Linked DNA regions of Homo sapiens: region 1 is linked to region 2. The links are chromatin loops, found by intact Hi-C in ENCODE. Cell type or tissue: heart left ventricle. All regions are shown on one strand. Each heading gives the region's core, and the rest is flanking DNA. Links, peaks and the distances in the headings are about the cores only. Region 1 has its middle 40 kb from the start of LINC03063. Region 2 overlaps CDC42EP3 (CDC42 effector protein 3).

Evidence for each region. Hi-C counts contacts between places; a loop is a spot of excess contacts. Peaks named below come from ENCODE experiments on the same cell type or tissue, not always from the same donor. Only the 100,000 strongest peaks of a DNase experiment are listed, where the experiment ranks them.
Region 1: a loop joins it to region 2, with 3 times the contacts of the local background. A loop is called at or near these places in 8 of 110 quality-filtered maps.

Annotation. Positions count from the first base shown.
Region 1 is chr2:37,518,475-37,526,778 of GRCh38, reverse strand. No RefSeq gene overlaps it. Among named protein-coding and RNA genes, the nearest start is that of LINC03063, 40 kb to the left of the region's middle. In heart left ventricle, for the core only: no CTCF peak of the experiment used is centred there; no DNase peak of the experiment used is centred there; H3K27ac peaks cover 1,147 bases.
Region 2 is chr2:37,651,392-37,657,984 of GRCh38, reverse strand. The region is part of intron 1 of CDC42EP3 (CDC42 effector protein 3); the gene reads left to right. Among named protein-coding and RNA genes, the nearest start is that of CDC42EP3, 17 kb to the left of the region's middle. RefSeq lists enhancers at 508-1,013, 1,460-1,579, 2,977-3,036, 3,704-3,913, 5,536-5,725. In heart left ventricle, for the core only: no CTCF peak of the experiment used is centred there; a DNase peak (open chromatin) is centred at 3,934; H3K4me3 peaks cover 1,900 bases; H3K27ac peaks cover 4,000 bases.

The sequences.
Region 1 (8,304 bases), core at 2,465-6,464, 130 kb after region 2:
CCTAAAGGTGACCTGTCCAGGGGTGGAAGGTGCTGCATCTACAGGGGTCCCCAAGGACCAAGGTGCTATCCGTCTCCCTGTTCATCTCCCAGAGTGGTATACTCATCCAGTGCACTCATCTGGAGCAATTCACATGCACCATGTCTACATTCCAGCCTGTGGGAAAGCAAGAAAGGATGACCAGGACACACGGTGCATCAATAAGAAGATGACTATAAGTGTTGTGTTTTCATTCCTCTCACTTCCCATTGGCCCAAACTTAGTCACGTGACCACAACAATTACAAGGCCATCTGGGAAGTGTAGTATCTATTTGAGCAGTTGAGTATCTGGCTACAAATTGGAGCATTCTGTTATTTTAAGAATAAAGGAATAAAAGACACACACTGTGGTCTTCTGCCGTAATTGTCCAGTTGTTCTCTGGACTAGAGGTGAAGATTTTTTAGCTGGGGGTTTTGTTAAAGTAGTCAGAAAGACCTCTGAGGAGGGACATTTGATACGAGATTGAAAGACACAAAGGATGCAGTCATGGAATATATGTGAAAATTAGAACATCAGCAACCATGAGTAAAGATGACAGTGGACCTGTGTATGTTTCAAACTAAAGTTTTAACTGTTTTTTTAATTTTTAAATTTATTATTTTATTTTCTTTTATTTCATTTTATTTATTTACCTTTAGATGGAGGTCTTGCTATATTGCTCAGGCTGGTCTCAAGCTCCTGAACTCAAACAATCTTCCCGCTTCAGTCTCCCAAATAGCTGGGACTATAGGTGCTTTCTGCCACACCCAGCTTTTGGTTTTGTTGTTTAGTCATTACAATATGTAATTATTTAAGATAATCTCAATAAAAGAGCACATCATGAGATATACAGATAAAACATACATTTTATCTATATCTATTTTTAACTGGTAAGATTGTCAATCCTGTTTCCATACCATATCTGGATGCTTTTGATACATTGGACACGTAGTCACAGGGAATAATTTACATAGATGATTGTTTGGTAGAAATGAAATTCTGGAAGCCTGATTTTTTTCCATTCATTTTTCCAATCATCTCAGATTTCCAAATGGAAAATCTTTGCAATCCCTCCCATAACCTAAGCTACCGTGCAGCCCCATGGACAGACTAACAGGGTGTAGAATGGAGAAATCTTTCTCTAAAGTAAACTAAGAGGAACTTCTAAGTTTTGGGCTCAGTTACCAGCCAGATGGATTGTATACAAGGCAAGAAGTGTTTTGACATTGATTATGAGGACAGAAAATGCCTCCTGGAAAGGTGGCTTGTCCTTGCCCCATTCTGGGCATTTGCAATGCACTTGATAGATTCAGGTCTAATTGAAACCATAAGAAACACCACCTGAGGCAGACCGATAGTCCATCTGGCCCACTGCTCAGGCTCAGACAGAAGCATCCAAAGACTCTGCGTGAGGAGGTCCAATGCCTCATCGGATTTCAGCCATGAGAAGGTAGAAACATACCCTGAAGAGCCCTTACTTTCCTCCGCCAAAATAAGGGATTGTGAGTGAGGCAGTGCTGCTGTCCTCTCCCAAATCTCCCACTTCCTCTCAGGGGAGCTGCCATCTGCTTCCAAGTCCATGAGTGTTCATTTATTAAACAACAGACCTAGCTCCTGACAATGCTTGCCGGGAATGTATACTTCACAATAATAAGCCTTAGACACTGGGGACAAAAATGATCAGAAGCACCATTTTCCCAGGGAATTTATCCACTTGGCAAACCCTGGGCTTGTGAAGACATGGCCTGCCTTCTCCTTCAGTGAAATAAGATAATTGTTTCTGAAGAGTAAAGTTTTATATTTTAGAGTGTTGAGGTCATATCCCCTTCTTTCTATGGGCTCCCCAGGTAAGGAGTTTCATTAAATATTTTCTTTGCTGTGAAATTGCCCTCACAACAGCATCTATCCCTTGGGCTAACCAAAAACTTTAAGGCACAATCTAACCACAAGATTTTCAGTGAAAACCTTTATTTAAATCGTGTGTGTGCATGTGTATGTGTGTGTGTGCATAAACATAGCATGAGTATGTGGCATATGAAAGCTGAAAAATCTCTGATGCTGTCCACATCTCCATCTTTCCACCTGTCCCCCACCTGGCTGGCATGGGCTAGAGGGGCGGGTAGTGTTCTGGTGGCAGCCTCCTGAGACCTAAATGGCCTTTGTTACATACTTCAGAGCTGCTTAACACCCCTGACATGTTCTTAGCTATGAGCTCAGCTCCTGGATTCTTCCAAAATCTGTAGCTCACACTTTTCTTACCTTTCAAATCCTCAAACTATAAAACCTGAAATATAAAGTGCATATAGAGGAGAAGAATGCAGATTGAAACCTTGAGTGCTTGGGAGCTTCCAAGAGTACTTTGCACTCACTAACTAGAGGATGTAAAAGTACCTGTACCCACAGCACACCAGTTGCACAAAGGCATAGAAGTGTTCTTTGATCTAAAAGGATCGGGGAAGCTCTCAGTCACCACGTGCTACCACTTCCCTAGCTGGACAATGCTTTGGAAAACAACTGGATGCATGATTGCATCTTAATTCTAACCCTCCTCCATTTGAAAAATGAGGATACTGGGGCCCAGAGGGATTTGGGGACTTGCCTCAGGTCACAAAGTCAGGGAAGGGCAAGCAGTAACTGGAAGCAGGAATCCAATGTCCTTTTCATTCCACCAGTGTTTGTTGGAAAGAGTATATTTCTGCTTGTGAGGCAATCTTCAGTCTGCAGAGCCGTAGTGTAACGTTTTGGCATGGAGTAGCAGTGTCGTAATCTTCCTCTAACACTTCCCCAGTCCTAAAAACCATATAAGGAATTTGAATCTCTATCATGGTTCCCAATTAGCTTTGACAAACTTGATGTCTTGCCAGCCAGTAAACTACATCACACCCACTGATTCCAACAGGGCAAATCATTCTATTAAACACTGAGACTTAATATCTCAGCTAAAAACAACCATCTGTTCACACTTAATTACCATCTTCCCCAAACATATTTATTTGACAATCTTAAAGAAAACTCCAGTTGCAGAGAGGACTGAGGATTTGAAGGTTTAGCATTTCTGCTTAAGAGCTGTCAGTTAAACTTAAAATTATCTCAGTCCTGGTTCAAGTCCTACTGGAAATAGAAACACACATTTTTCAGATGGTTCCAAAAACATTCTTGCATTTATTTTCTAAAAAGAAAACTTTAAGAACAAATCATGAAAAAAATAAAATAAAATGAGCTGCCTTGCTTTTTCTTTCCCTTTTTTTTTCTTTCTTTCTAGCTTTCTTAAACATACTTGTTCTCGAAAGAAAAAAATTGGAAGGAAAATACTCAGATGCCAGGTGTACCTTTATTAATTGGCTTAACATGCTAGTCAAGAAACCAGCTAGCTACACTAACCACCATCATCATCTCTCTGTGCCTCTCAAAGGAGACTGCTGGGTTTCAATCACTGTACATAAGCAGTTTTTTATTCTCGTGTCACCTCTGTAGAGATCTAATTTACATGTGATCACTTAAAGCCTCTTTTGAATGTTTTAAATAGTCAGAATCTCAATAGCTATCAACTTTTCAGAAGGGGCTTTAGCTTTAATTGTATTGTACATCAGGTATTCTTATAATGTTAAACAGTCAAGAAATTTATAGTAAAGAAAGGAATTCTTTGTCAAGCAAATAAAAAAAAAGCTGATAGCCACAACATTCATAACCAAGACTTTTTTTTTTTTTTTGGCTTAACTATTAGCCACCCCACAAGGCAAAATATCCCTATCCCTAAATTTCGAAAATATTCTATTTGGGGAGTTATTTTTTTGGAGTAAAGAAGAATGAGTTGGACCACCTCTGGCCATCTGTGTGTTTTTTCATTTTTGTAGCCTTTGCTGACTGCAATGCACTCTGGTATCTTGGACTCTCTTGGGGAAAAATAAGCAATTAAGAAGCTTTCCAGAGACCAACAGTTGTATAGGAACGACTTGCAAACAACATTTCATCACTCAGGGAATAAACATCATTGCTTATGATGTACCAATTTCTCTGCTAATATCTGGGAATACAACCATAAGCCGGATAAACAAGTTTGTTGTCTTCCTGGAGCTTCCAGTCTAGAGAGAGAGAGACTAAGAATGCTGCTTAAATAACAACATACATAGAAGAAAAATGATCTGTCAAAAAAAATCTGGCTTTTTAAAAGTAATTTTCAAAAAACGGTGAATATACTGTTTCAATATTTTAAATACTGACCTATAAAAAAAGGAATTAGCATCTATTTCATTGCTACTATATGCAAAGGGCTTTCCATATATTTTTATTTAATTTTCACAGAGATCTTTGTAAGTAGATATTAAGAACACTGAGGCTCAAAAGTTGAAGTCTCCAAAACGAAAACATGGCCTGTAAGGGATAAAGCCCAGTAATACCATCCACATTCATCTGATTCAAAAGTCCATGCATTTTCCCCTACACTTCCTGATTTCCTTGACTAGGCTTTGGCACCTTAGCCGAAACGCTCACATTTCTTCAGACTTCTCTTTCAACAGTGTACAAGGAGGCACACAAGGTTCTCTAGCTGATATCTTTATCTCTGATTCGAATAATTATCTGAAAGTCCAAAAACTTCATTTAACCTTAAGTAAAATCTTCAGACAACCCCACCCCCATCTCCAGTAGCAACACAGTCTGATGTTTCATAATTCCTCAAGCATGCTAGCACTGAATGAACTTCAACTTGCTTAGCAAATTTTCATTGCAGACGAAGTTTCTGTGCTAATCTGGAATTGATACCTTATAAGAATACAGCCCAAATTGGGAAGTTGAAGAGTTTATATATCTCAAAATTCCTTAGTCATAAAATAATGAACTAGCAACAAAAACGTCTACCTTCCTAAAGCATATTACAATCTGACTGCACAAGTCTTTTGTTCTAAACACTTATAAAGGGAAGTGGATGGTCCTACTGGAATCCTACTAGACATATAAATGAAGAATTTTATATTACATTTTGTAAAAAGTTTATTCTCCCTCAATATTTAAGGGAATTAGCTGGCAACATTGGCCAATAAGCAACCCACATTTACCTACAGAATCATTTTTAAATATTTTACTTTTTTAAAAAAGTACACATTTTGCTTCCAGTATGTAGCACCAAAGGCCCATTCCAGGGCATCCCTCCCACTGAATAAACTAAAACCTCTCAAAAACAAAAATATAGAAGGAAAGTAAGGGGAAAGGTAGATTCAAGAATCCTTAACAAAATATTATTACACTGTGTTTAACAATATACAGACAATACATCATAACTGTGTAGAATTTATTCCAAGGAACTAATGTTGGTTTTAGCATTTGAACACCAATCAAATATAATTCACTCATTAACAGATCAAAGGAGAATATTCATATTATCATTTTAATAGATGGGGAAAAGACATTTGACAAAATTTAGCACTCATTTGTGATTTTTTTTTAAAACTCTCAGCAAACTAAAAATATTTGGAAATTTTCTCAAATTGACAATAGTCATCCATGCAAAACCTACAGCTAACATCATACTTGACATTGGCACCCTAAGATTGGTAACAATTCAAGGGGACCTGCTTTCACTGCTTCTGTTCAATATTATACTGGGAGTCTAAACCACTGTAATATTTTTTAAAAGAGGGAGAGGGAAGTAAAATGAAAAAGATGGGAAAGAAATAATAAGAATAAAGATCAATAAGAAAGTAAAATAATATTTACAGGCAATAGAATTATTTATGTAGGAAATCTCAGGGAATCCACAAAATAATTACTAGAACTAATAAATAAGTTTAGTAAGGTACACGGACGATATTTTTAAGCCATCGTATTCCAGTATATAAGCAGCAACAATTCAAAACTGAACTTTAAAAAAATTCCATTTACAATAGCAATAAAAAAATTGTTTTAAGCAAGTCAAATGTGTCTACACCAAAAACTATGGAATACTGCTGAGAGAAAGTAAAGAAAACCTAAATAAAAGGGAAGATAGACCACATTCGTAGATTTAAAGACTCAGTGTATTAGTCAGCATTCTCCAGAGGACATATATAAGAGGAGATTTACCATGGGAATTGGCTCACTTAAGTATGGAGGCTAAGAATTCTCATGATATGCTGTCTACAAGCTGAAAAACCAGGAAAATCATTGGTGTAATTCAGTCTGAGCCTGAAGGTCTGAGAACCAGAGGAAGGGTGATGGCCCTGGTATAAGTCCCAGAATCCAAAAGCGCAAGAACCCAAGCTTCAATATCCAAGGGCCAAAGAAAATGGGTATCCTAGGTCAAGGAGAGAGAGAATTCACCTTCCTCCACCTTTTGGTTCTATTCGCTCCCTCAATGGATTGCATGATGCCTACCAGTGTTGGCAGCGTGGATCTTCTATACTCAGTCTACTGTTTCAAACACTAATCTCTTCCAGAAACACCATCACAAATACATCTAGAAATGATGTTGTTTACCAGCTATCTGGGCATCCCTTAAACCAGTCAAGCTGAAACAAAAATAACTATCACATTCAATATTATTAAGTTGATGATTTTCCCCAAGGTGATCTATAGTTTCAATGCACTGTCAATTTTTTAGGAATTGAAATGCTGATTCTAATACATATATATATGTATGTATATGAAAACACACACACACACACACACACACACATATATATATTCATATATATTCATATATGTACATATATATTCATATATATATTCATATATGTACATATATATTCATATATATTCATATATATATACATATATGTACATATATATTCATATATATTCATATATATACATACATTCATATATATATTCATATACACATATATATTCATATATATATTCATATACACATATATATTCATATATATTCATATACACATATATATTCATATATATATTCATATACACATATATATTCATATATATTCATATACACATATATATTCATATATATTCATATACACATATATATTCATATATATATTCATATACACATATATATTCATATATACATATATACATATATATTCATATATATATACATATATTCATATATATACATATATATTCATATATATACACATATATTCATATATATTCATATATATACATATATATTCATATATATTCATATATACATATATATTCATATATATACATATATACATATATACATATATATTCATATATATACATATATACATATATATTCATATATATACATATATACATATATATTCATATATATACATATATTCATATATACATATATATTCATATATATACATATATTCATATATACATACATGTATATATTCATATATACGTATATATTCATATATATATTCATATATATGTGTGTGTGTGTATATATATATATATATATATATATATATATATATATATATATATGAAAACACAAAAGACCCAAGCATTCTGTTAAAAGAAGAACAAGGTTGGGACACTTACCTGATTTCAAAAAATATTTTATAAAACTCTGATAATAAAAGCAATATGGGCTGGGTGCAGTGGCTTATGCCTATAATTCCAGCACTTTGGGAGGCCAAGGCAGGAGGATCACTTGAGGCCAAGAGTTTGACACCATCCTGGGCAACATAGCAAGACCCTGTCTTTACAGAAAAAAAAATTTTATTTTAAATTAGCCAGGCAAGGTGGTACATGCCAGTATTCCTAGCTACTCAGGAGACTAAAGAAGGAGGATAACTTGAGCCCAGGAGTTCAAGGTTACAATGAACTATGATTGCACCACTGCACTCCAGCCTGGGTGACAGAGTGAGACTGTGTCTCTAAAAATAAATAAATAATAAATAAAATAATATAAAATAAAAGTCAGTATGATACTGGTGAAAAGACAGACATATAAATTTATAGAAAAGAATAGAGAATACAGAAATAAACCACATACATATGGTCGATTTGTTGTTTTTTGTTTTTTTTACAAAAATACTAAGGTAATTCGATGGGGAAAGGATTTTCAACAAATGATGTTGGACACATTGTTCAGAAAAAAAAATTAATATGGTCCTTTACCTCACACCATCCACAAAAATTAACTCAAAGTAATCATAGTCCTAACTTTGAAACATAAAACTCTAAAATTTTTTACAAAAAGCGCAGGAGAATTACATCTTGGGGTAGGCAAACATTTCTTGGCTAGAACACAAAAAGCATGAGCCATAAAAGAAAAAAAATAACTGATCTTCGACCAAATTTTAAGTGTTTTACTATCTGAAAGACACCACTAAGAAAACAAAACTGCAAGCCACAGACC
Region 2 (6,593 bases), core at 2,413-6,412:
CACAGGCTACTCAACTCTGACCTGATAGAGCAAAAGCACCTTTACTGGGATTTCTCAACTTCAGCACTACTGAGATTTGAGGCCAGATAATTCTTTGCTTTGGGGAGTTGTCCTGTACACTGTAGGATGTTTAGCAGCATTCCTGGCTTCTACCCACTAGATGCCAGGAGCACACCACCCCCAGTCACGAAAACCCACAATATTCCCAGACATTGCCAAATATCGCATAGGGAACAAATATCACCCTCAGTTGAGAACCCCACTGAGCTGTAGACAGTACATAAATGAATAGGCATAGGTGTGTTCTAATAAAACTTTATCTATAAAAACAGGCAGGGGGCCGGATTTGGCCGGCCTGTAGCTTGTAGACCCTTGACTTAAGGGATGGTCAGAAAGAAAACTAGAAGAGCTTATTCAGTAAGATTTGAGGGCCTTCTGTGTCCCCAGCTCAAGAGGAGGCTCTGTAAGTGATTCAGCATAAAAAGGAGGAGAGTTTTCCCAACAGGAACACTCATGTATAGCCCTTTTGCTTACTTTATTCTTTTTGAGCTCACCAGCCACCTGGAAATATCAGGCATTAAAACCACAAAACAGGAAAACAACAAATCACATAATACAAGCCCTCCACAACCCCTAAGAAAACCCCTAAGCAAAGCAGTAGCAAGGTTGGATTACGTGAGGTGCATTCGAGTAGACTTCCTCCAGGAAGGAAGTGCATCTGGAGCAGGTCTCAGAGGATGTTGTGAATAGAGGCTGATGGTAAGAAGGTGGGAGAGCTTTCCATGTAGGGAACACAAGGTTCTTAGTTTCAGGTTAGGAGGGAAATGAAGTGTCAGTTAGGAAGCTAGGGAGCTATTGTCCCCAGTGAAAGCCTGTGATTGTTCACTGTCGCATGCAATGGGCTTCCTCTGGGAAAAGAATGAACAGCACTTAACACGATTTTCTAAGAACAGGATGTTTGTTTTTCTCCTCGAGGATGGCGGGGGGCGGGGGGTGGGGGGGGGGCTTTGTTACTTTACAATTCAAATCTTTTGACGTTTACCACAAGTCAAATTCCTTTTGAGATTCTTGTTGACAATAGCAAAAATACTGAAAAGTCCTAGTGAGTTAGAGATGGAGGGACCAGTGTCTAGGACCCTTCTTCTCATTTTTGGCTTCTGACAAGGTCAGGTTAGCATCTCCACCTCTCATCCGTGTTGCGCTCTTGGTGTGTCATTTCCTCTTGGTGCTGTCAGACTTCAAGATACATAGTCTTCAGGTTGGCAGTCCTTGAGTTATCAAATCGGCAGTGGCTACAGAATGCAGCTATGGCTGGAATCCTAGCTCCTCCACATTTTGGGTGATTGACTGGAGACACAGGCTTCATCTAAGACTGCTTCCTAAGAGGTATGCTCTGAGCATTACATGCCTGCCTGGCCCACAGAAAGCACTCATGCTAGCTAGTACTCTTCACAGGTGTAAATTATTTAGAGAACAAAGCATTTCAGATTTGTCACTTTCCAGAGAGCCTCTGTAGACTTGCTCTAGGGTTTGGCCCCCGGGAGCAAGTCAACCTGGCTCTCATGATGGAAAGTCTAGCAGGGGTTATGGATTTAACACTTGTGAATTTGAAGTTCACTGTGGGCCATGTGTTGTGGGAGGCAAAAGATGAATAAGCTCATGCCCACAGAAGAGCTTTCAGCCTAGTTAGAGGGAAATCATTCAACAAATATATTTGTAGTAACACATATACAAATAACGCAAGGATGTTGGTAGTGGAAGTAGATTGAGAGTAGAATGACGACTACCAGATTCCACATATAGCCAGTGCTGGTATCATACAGAAAAGCCATGTTTCAGCCCATCCAAGGAACGTGGATTATTGTAGACAGCCCTAGCAGGGTGGCAGAATAGCATGGAAGTCCTGTATTTGTCCCTTTACCCCATCAGAGAACTTGAGAATGTGGCCTAAAGGCAAATGGCTAGGAACTTTGCCCTCCAAGGTAGTATGGGTTAAATGACCATAATCTGAATTTCTGGACAGTGTCAGCTTATTATTTGGGATCATTTGAAATTACCATTACCAGAACTGGAGTACTGCATAGAATAATTGCTGACTTAAATATTAATATTTTGTGAGCAACTGAGAGCAAGTTCCTTGCTTTTGAGCAGAGATTAGAATGAATATCCTGGCTGAATACTGCTGAAAACTTCAGAGTCAAGTTCTCTTCCTGTATTGATATTGTCCTTGCAGCATCACAGACCAAGTCAGATCCATTAGTTATGGAAACACGTGAGCAGTTCACAGCAATGGCCTTATCAGAGATTCACATCCATGAAACTAGAGTGCCTGCCTGGGTGCTTCTGACCAGCCCTGGTGCCATGTACAACACGTCCTGATAAATGAACCAGGCATGAGAGGACTTGCCCTCCTCCTGCCTTGTTGTAACTGCCAGAGTTCTATGTCCACATTGAGTCTTCCCCAGTAACTCATTTTTATAGGAAAAAAGGTCCTAATGGCCTCTGTTCAAAAGTGCAGACTTGGTGCTATGTGAGGTGGACCTTCTGTCTTCCAATTTTGCTTCTAAGAGATCTTTCAAATTAGATCCCATAAAAATGAGACGTGTACACAAATTAGCACTGAGTCTCACATATGGTATTTGTGGGTCTGTATATAATCAGGGTTGTAAAAGAACAATAAATTCAAGCTGTAGCTGAATCACAAATGAAAGTCCTTTAAAATAATGGAAGGTGAGATGTATCAGACTTTGAATGGGTCTTTAAAATACCGCCTGCTCGTTCTGGCTAAGTTCATTTGCATAACAGAGCTCAGCAGCTGGGGAGCCAGCTAATAGAGTTTCATAGTCTTGAAGCTTAGAGCTATGTCCTCAGTTTAGATGATATGGGGAGAGGGTAAGAATCTAAAAATAGAAAAGGCATCTTCTTATCTTCTCAAATGGGTGGAGTTAAACAGACTGAAAATATGAAAAGCATCCCCTTCGGGTTACTGGGTGCTTCTGGTTACACTGATTTCCGCCTTAGAAATTCAGCATTGAACTTAAATGAAAATCTAACACTATGGGGTTTTTTTCCCCTTCAATTTTAAAATTATTCAGAGAAGCACTCCTACAGAGGTTTGTAAAAGGATTGACATGAGCGTCCACATTGTAGTAATATTTTAGTGTTTCTGATCCCAAAGATTGGCTGGTCATTTCTATATTAGTAAGAAGACTGCCGTGTTCAAAGAGAAAGCTTCTTCAAGGGAAAGTCCGTGTGCGTTTTTCTATGGAAAAGTGACATGGGACTACAAGGAAATTGGCAGTGATCGTGTTCCCATACAGGAAACTCAGAATAAATGGGAACGTGAACACCTCCCTTCACGCACTGTCAGGGAGGCGCAGGGTAACCGCCCTCCCCTCTGTGAGAGCTTCATCCCATGGCCATACTTGCTGTCCCCTCCCCACCCCAGCCCATTCCATCTTTTGAGAAACCTGAGCTGTTACTTGGAGGAGCCAAAATCTTTCCTTGTAGTTTCTGCTTGGTAGCTCTAGGGCCTCCCAGAACAAGTTAATTCCTTTTCATTACAATTAAATGAATCCTTCAGATCCCTTAAGATTAGTTTTCTCTTTCTATGAGTTCTCTTTAAGCTGCTCTATTCCTTCAGCCTCTTCTCACATGTCCTAATCGAGCTCCTTCACTTCCTCCCATTTGCCTCCCTCTGAACATGCGGGGACATGTTCCAGGTAGCCTTTATCCCTTCTAAATGTGGAGCCTAGGATCATGTTCTGGGCGCTTGGCACAGTGGAATTATTATCTTCTGGTTGGCAGCAGAGAGACATAGCCCACAGATGGTTGGGGGTAGGGAGGCGGCGGAGGGTACTTGGCCGAGTCATCATCCTCCCCTAGGACTGTTGGTTCCAACATGCAGGAGGAGTCGCTGGATACTCTGGCATGGGGCTCAGATGGTGCAGTAGTGCAGTGGTGCCGTGACTGGCCGCATAGTGCGACTGTGCTGAGGCAAAGCGAAAAGTGATCAGAAGCTGGAATGTCCCTGAAGGATGTGACAACCGAGCCAGAAAGGGGAAGTCGGATGCAGGCTCACTTCCTGCAAGGAGGAGAAAAGAACAGAGCCGCAGGTCCCTGGGGGCAGTAGCACCCCTCAACCCACCTGCCCATTTTTATACATGTGTGTTTTAAATTAACACTGCAACCTGTTTTGCAGGATGCAATTTTTTTTTTTTTTTACTTTTTCTCTCCACTAAGAATTAATCTAAAAACAATTAGTAGGCAAACCAAACATTCCTTTAAAATAAATGGAATTTTAAAAATATCCCAACTCCTTGGTTCTTTTCAGAGTCCTGTAAGTTGCCAGTGCATCAACTCTAAGTAACTTAGGAGCTGATTTTTCTGTCTGTCATTTTTTAAAACCGCTTGATTTTCCCTTCCTCCTGGCTGCTGCCCTGTTTTGATATTTTCAGCATCATTCTGTTTGCCAAAAAGATGGTAAGAAATGAAGCAAAGCACCGCTTCAGTTTTTTTCTTAACCAAATTATTTATTACTGCTGTGATTATTTCTATCATTATCACTGTCATTTACGCTTCAGTCAGTCACAAGAAACTAGAATTGTCTAGCCTAGTGCAACCCGGCTCTCTTCCTTCCTTATAAAAACCAGGGCCGTAGCTTCCTCTCCGGTCCTTTTGTGTATTGAAACTCTTGGATTTCTCACACAACCTGTAAGGGAGCATGTCCGTTCTCAGCAGCACTGTGCCCACCTGTCTGCCTGCCACATGTGTTCTCTCTGACCTGCCACATGACTGACTGGCAAGCTGGACCCTTTTGTTGGCAAATCTTTTCTCTCTAGTGCCCCAGGAACTAGAGCATTTGTTTTTAAAGGAATCTAACTTCTGAGATGAATGTTATCTCCAGTGTTATCTATGAAGGGAAAGAGGAACAAACCATGATCCAAGAACTAGGAGAAAGTTTGTGGAACTAGAAAGAAACCAGGAATAATTGTGGGAAGTTCAAATTTCAGGGTCAAGGTTTTTGAGAAAGGGCTAACTATAAGAACCTTTGTCTGTCTTTTAAGATTTAGGTAAGATAGTGGGAGTAGAGAAATGCAAGAAAACTAGAGAGCCAGGCATGGTGAGGCTCATCTGTAAGCCTAGCTGCTCGGGAAGCTGAGGCAGGAGGATCACTTGAGGCCAGGAGTTCAAGACCAGCCTGGGCAACATGGCAAGACCCCTTGTTCTAAAAAAAAAAAAAATTGTTTTTAATTAGCTGGGAATGGTGTTGTGCACCTGTAGTCTCAGCTACTCAGGATGCTGGGGCAGGAGGATGGCTTGAGCCCAGGGTTTCGATGCTGCAGTGAGCTGTGATCATGCCACTGCACTCCAGCCTGGGTGACCACATGACTTGACCCTTGGTTGCAGGAAAGGGGTTCAAGATGAGGAAAGGACAGACACGAGTGAATGTGCTCAGCACCCTCAGATGGCTCAGTGCCCACAGGTTAATGCTGGTGTTGAGAGTTTTGACTGAGACAGAAAGCTAAAATTCTCTCATCTGGGTTGTGGAACACCCAGGAGGGCCCGCTCCCTAGTTGTAGTCTGGTAATTCGCTTCCGGCCTGTAAGCCTTTCCTGTTTAGCTCCTCCTTTTCTCTTTTCCCAGCATCCCTTCCTCCAAGCAGATCCTTCTTCCTTCTGGGCAGAACGCAAAGCCCTGGGGTTCCCCTGACTCATGCTGACTGTTCTGATGTGTTGGTCATTCACCAGCAGTCTCCTGGAACCCAGGTGTCTTCTATTTTCTTTTTTTTTTTTTTTTTTTTTTTTTTTGAGAGGGAGTCTTGCTCTGTCACCCAGGCTGGAGTGCAGTGGCACGATCTTGGCTCACTGCAAGCTCCGCCTCCCGGGTTCATGCCATTCTCCTGCCTCAGCCTCCCAAGTAGCTGGGACTACAGGCGCCTGCCACCAGGCCCGGCTAATTTTTTGTATTTTTAGTAGAGACGGGGTTTCACCGTGTTAGCCAGGATGGTCTTTATCTCCTGATCTTGTGATCTGCCCGCCTCGGCCTCCCAAAGTGCTGGGATTACAGGCTTGAGCCACCATGCCCGGCCCCAGGTGTCTTCTTAAAATGATGAGGAGGGATGGGATTTCAAGTCATGGCATATAGGCCCATTCCATCATCAAAGGTTATCTGTGTGTGTCACTAGTCACCCTTGCACAAGTTGCTGTCCTCACGGGCCCAGGCGATTCCACCTGCCTGCACTTCCCTCCTCGCTCATGCCCTGGCCAGCAGCTCCTCCTGCATCCTCTCCCACCTGTTGAATTTTCTCACTTTCCTTTCCGACTACAAATGTTTCTCTTCTGAGATCTCTTCCCTTTTACAAAGTACAGATCCATGCTGCCTCTTTGGTGAAGGCCTGATCACAGAAGCAAAAAGTGATCTGTCCCATAGCCAGGGTCAGGGGAGACGTGGCTCAGGCCTTTTGTGAAGTCTTCATATACCCACACACTGCCATTGCAGATGCTGCTTTTAGACACATTTTCCTGATGTTTGTGTTATGATCAGTAACTCATAGTAGGCTTTTCAGGACCTAACAGCCATGTATAAAATTG